2 separate regions of the Homo sapiens genome follow, and region 1 is linked to region 2. A link is an interaction called in ENCODE POLR2A ChIA-PET data of the cell type or tissue named here. Cell type or tissue: K562. All regions are shown on one strand.

Evidence for each region. Peaks named below come from ENCODE experiments on the same cell type or tissue, not always from the same donor. Only the 100,000 strongest peaks of a DNase experiment are listed, where the experiment ranks them.
Region 1: POLR2A ChIA-PET joins it to region 2 with 6 read pairs; 2 of 35 experiments call an interaction of 5 or more read pairs at or near these places.

Annotation. Positions count from the first base shown.
Region 1 is chr12:123,467,957-123,470,456 of GRCh38, reverse strand. It overlaps RILPL1 (Rab interacting lysosomal protein like 1), which reads left to right. Exons shown (of 7, transcript NM_178314.5): 7 at 1-403. It also overlaps a transcript of SNRNP35 not described here. Among named protein-coding and RNA genes, the nearest start is that of SNRNP35, 11 kb to the right of the region's middle. RefSeq lists a silencer at 1,361-1,655. In K562, a CTCF peak has its summit at 1,468; a DNase peak (open chromatin) is centred at 1,456.
Region 2 is chr12:123,718,579-123,721,078 of GRCh38, reverse strand. It overlaps ATP6V0A2 (ATPase H+ transporting V0 subunit a2), which reads right to left. Exons shown (of 20, transcript NM_012463.4): 2 at 2,378-2,456. All of the region lies in intron 1 of LOC105370042 (a long non-coding RNA gene), which reads left to right. Among named protein-coding and RNA genes, the nearest start is that of ATP6V0A2, 7.5 kb to the right of the region's middle. In K562, no CTCF peak of the experiment used is centred here; DNase peaks (open chromatin) are centred at 778, 1,318 and 1,758.

The DNA.
Region 1 (2,500 bases), 250 kb after region 2:
CTGTCACCTAGGCTGGAGTACAGTGGCACTATCATAGCTCATTGCAGCTATGAACCCCTGGGCTCAAGCAATCCTCCCACCTCAGCCTCCCAAGTAGCTGGTACTACTGATGTGCACCACCATGCCCAGCTAATTATTTTTTGTAGAGACCAGGTCTTACTTTGTTGCCTAAGCTGGTCTCAAACTCCTGGGCTCAAGTGATCCTCACACCCCAGCCTCCCAAAGTGCTGGGAATTCAGGTGTGAGCCACCGTGCCTGGCCAAATGTCACTTTTTTGATAAGTCAGCAGATCCAGCTCTTGAGCACATCAGAGGCTAGATAATCGGGACAGAAAGGAAAAATCAATCCATCAGAAAGTTTATACATGCAATTATGTAAAATAAAATCAAGAACAAAAAGCATATATATATGTACATGTGTGTATATATTCCTTCTTTCCTTTTTTCTTAAGGGACAAGGTCTTACTATGTCACCAAGGCTGGTCCCAAACTCCTGGCCTCAAGCAATCCTCCTGCCTCAGCCTCCCGAGTAGATGGGACTATAGACATGAACCACCATACCTGGCCCTCCTTTTTTTTTTTATTTAAATGGCAGCATAATATATTCATGCTGTTCTGTGCTTTTCTTTTTTCCCCTTGAAATATCCTAGAGAGGGCCAAGGTGCAGTGGGTCACACCTATAATCCCCATATTTTGGGAGGTCAAGTAGGGAGGATCACTTGAGCCCAGGAGTTTAAGACAAACCTAGGTGACATAGCAATAACCCACCTCTACAAAAAATTAATTAAAATAAAAAAATAGGTGGGTGTGGTGGTGTACACCTATGATCTCAGCTACTTGGGAGGCTAAGGCAGGAGGATCCCTTGAGCCCAGTTCAAGGCTGCAGTGAGCTGTGATCACACCACTGCACTCCAGCCTGGGGGACAGAGTGAGACCCTGCCTCAAAAAAGAAAAAAAAATGTATAGCAATAACTCCATATGAGTACATAAGACAGCGGCTCTCATGGCCAGGAGCAGTGGTTCATACCTGTAATCCCAGCACTTTGGGAGGCTGAGGCAGGCAGATCATGAGGTCAGGAGTTTGAGACCAGCCTGGCCAACATAGAGAAATCCCATCTCTACTAAAAATACAAAAATTAGCTGGGCATGGGGGCATGCGCCTGTTGTCCCAGCTACTCAGGAGGCTGAGGCAGGAGAATCGCTTGAACCCGGGAGGCAGAGTTTGCAGTGAGCGGAGATCGCACCACTGCACTCCAGCCTGGGCGACAGAGCGAGACTCTGTCTCAAAAAAAAAAAGAAAAGACAGTGGCTCTCAACCACGGATGACTGAGCCCCCCAGGGGACATTTGGCAGTCTGGAGACATTTTTGATTGTCACAACTGGAGGGGGAGAGAGGATACTGTCATCTATGGGTAGACACCAAGGAAGGTGCTAATGAACATCCTACAATGCCCTGGTCTACCATATGGGGGTGATATTTATTAATGTTTATCTAGGCCCCACTGATGGACAGGTAGCTTCCTTCCAATCCTTTACTCTCAAAAAGTGTTGCACACTGTCACACACACAAAAGTCTACAGAATAAACTAGAAGCAGAATTGCTAGATCAAAGAGTATTTGCTTCTGTCATGTTCATGGAGACTGCCAAAGTCCCTACCATGGAGGCTGTACCATTGTTTTTCTTTCAAAGTCACCACAGCCCATAGAACACTAAGCCCAAATGTACAGGGTTGGAGTCTGAGTGTGCAAGTTTTTTGTTTTTTGTTTTGAGACAGGGTCTTACTCTGTCACCCAGGTTGGAGTGCAGTGGCACAATCTCAGCTCACTGCAACCTCTGCTTCCCGGGCTCGAGCAATTCTCCAGCCTCAGCCTCCCAAGTAGGTGGGACTACAGGCAAGCAAAACCAACACCCGGCTAATTTTTGTGTTTTTCGTAAAGAGAAGTTTTCACCACGTTGCCCAGACTGGTCTCGAACTGCTGAGCTCCAAGCCATCCACCTGTCATGGCCTCCCAAAGTGCTGAGATTACAGCCGTGAGCCATCACGCCCAGCCTCAGTGTGCATGTTTTCTTTTTTTCTTTTCTTTTTTTTTTTTTTTTTGAGACAGAGTCTCGCTCTGTCGCCCAGGCTGGAGTGCAGTGGTCCGGTCTTGGCTCACTGCAACCTCCGCCTCCTGGGTTCAAGCCATTCTCCTGCCTCAACCTCCTGAGTAGCTGGGATTACAGGCACCTGCCACCACGCCCAGTTAATTTTTGTATTTTTAGTAGGGATGGGGCTTTACCATGTTGGCCAGGATGGTCTCGAACTCCTGTCCTCAGGTGATCTGCCCGCCTCGGCCTCCCAAAGTGCTGGGATCACAGCCGTGAGCACCGTGCCCAGCCAAGTGTGCATGTTTTCAATCTCTCCCTGTTCTGATGCTCAGAGTTGACAACTACACAAACACTGCAACTGGCTTTGCTTTTTGTCCTGATGGTATCTCACAAGGCTTCCCTAATGCAGGCA
Region 2 (2,500 bases):
TAGTCATTATCAGGCCTAATATTTAGAAGTGTTACTAACTGGTTTACAGAGGGAGAGAGGCAGGTAAAGAAGTAAGGAGGAAAAACAAAAAGAAAAAGAAAAGAAACTGTCTTACCAAGATAGCAAAGGAAGCACTGGGTCTAAGAGGTTTCTAGAAATGAACGCAAATTGTTTTAACCAATTTATACTTCAATTTATTCTTTTTTTTTTTAAGAGACAGGGGTCTCACTATGTTGCCCACGCTAGCCTTGAACTCCTGGGCTCAAGAAAGCCTCCTGCCTCTACCTTCAGAGTAACTGAGACTATAGGTATGTGCACCACCATGCCTGGCGTACACCTAAATTTCCTTGAGAGGTCCTTTTTCACTGTTTTAAGTCTGCATTCTTATGGGGTCATACCCTGCTGCCCAGGCTGGAGTACAGTGGTGTGTCATCCTGGCCCACAATAACCTCAAACTCCTGGGCTCAAGCAATTCTCCCACCTCAGCCTCCTGAGTAGCTAAGACTACAGGCACATGTCACCATGCCTGGCTAATTTTATTTTTTGTGGAGACAGGGTCTCAGTATGTTGCCCAGACTGCTCTCAAACTCCTGGACTCAAGTGATCCTCCCACCTTGGCCTCCCAAAGTGCTGGAATTATAGGCGTGAGCCATCGTGCCCAGCCCTGCATTCTTTTGAAACAGTTTAAGCTACAGGAAGTCCTGGATATACCTAATGTGTTATCACATTTGCCCTGCCTTTAAAAACCTTATTCTGAATACACCATCTATCCAATGACTCACCCAGGTTGCAAAGACAGGAATATGGTGCCACTAACGTACATGAACCACACAAATAACTAGGACCTCAAGCAATATGAATAGGACTAGATTTCAAATGACTAAAATTTCCTGTTACACTTAAAAATCCCCAATTTAAAAAAAATAGGCCGGGTGTGGTGGCTCACATCTGTAATCCCAGACCTTTGGGAGGCCGAAGCCAGTGGATCACCTGAGGTCAGGAGTGTAAGGTCAGCCGAGAGAAAGGAAGAATAGACCCAAAGTCAGGTGAGTAAGTTTATTGAACCTGCCGGCTGCTCCACGACAGAGGAGGCAGCCCTGAACTTACAAAATGAGGGGTTTATACGGGGGAGAGAGACCCTGGGGTCGTTTGTTGGTTAACTTTGCCATGTATCACCTTGTGACCTTTACAGTAGCAGCTAAATGAAGGAACTTACAGGAGGCCGTAGGCAAAGTTTGTTTAGGCTTCCCACAACCTCCCCCTGTGTGGTCCGGATGGTTTATAATTGTGTTTTGCTTATCGCAGGAAGGCCTGATAAGTGAAGTTTGCTGGCTTCACTGGGGCACCTAGATAAGGGCTTAGAAATGTTAAAGGGGCTCAGGGGGAGGGGTAGGCAGCACGGAGAGCTTTGGGGGAAGTGTTGGCAGTACCAAGAAGCTTTTTTGGGGCGGTTTGTCCCTAACAAGGAGTTCAAGACCAGCCTGGCCAACATGGTAAAACCCCATCTCTACTAAAAGTACAAAAATTAGCCAGGTGTGGTGGCACGCACCTATAGTCCCAGCTACTAGGGCGGCTGAAGCAGGAGAATCGCTGGAACCCAGGAGGCGGAGTCTGCAGTGAGCCAAGATCATGCCACTGCACTCCAGCCTAGGTGACAAAGCAAGACTCCATCTCAAAAAAAAAAAAAAACAAGCTTTGTCCTTCAGTTGACTGTCTGTCATTTTCCCTCCACTTCAGTGAGAATGTCAAGGCTTGATTTGATAATGACTAGTACCAGACTAAGATGGTAAAGACTTTAGAGATAAAAGAAGTGGCCCTGGGCTGCTTAGTTGAAATGGTTAACAATCAGCACTGATCTAACACACTGGCAAAGGAAGCCCTGAGAAAAAGGAAATTATTGTCAATCACTCTATCTTCCATTTCCCGCCTCCCTTGTTCCTTGAAAAAATTTTAAATTAAGTAACTTATTAACAAGTACAATGTTTTTAAGTTATAATAAACTACAAGGGATCGGTTAAATAAGCCACAGCACATTAATATTAATACAATCAAATAGTATGCTGCCATCAAAAACGATGATGGGTAAATATCTATGTCTACTGACACGAAAAGATGTTATAGTAAGCACTGTTAAGTAAAAAACAAGGGTAACAACAAAATAACCAGGCCATTATGTTTGTAAATTTTTACTTTTATAGATGAATAAAAAAATACAGAAAAATAATACATGCCTACATAACTGTGATTACTTCTGAATGAGAATACAATTTCTTTTTTTCCTTTCTGCTTGTCTATATTTTCCAATATTTTTAAACCGAACAAGGTTTGCCTATATAAAGGTAATTATTTAAGTTGTTAAATCAGAAAATAAACTTACCCAATATTCGCTCTAGCTCTTCACACCTCTTCACCTCACCAACAAATTTTCTTTGGAAAGAACTTACGTTCTGGTTGAGCTGAGAAAAGGATGAAAAATATGGTTTAAATTTCTAAAATTTAA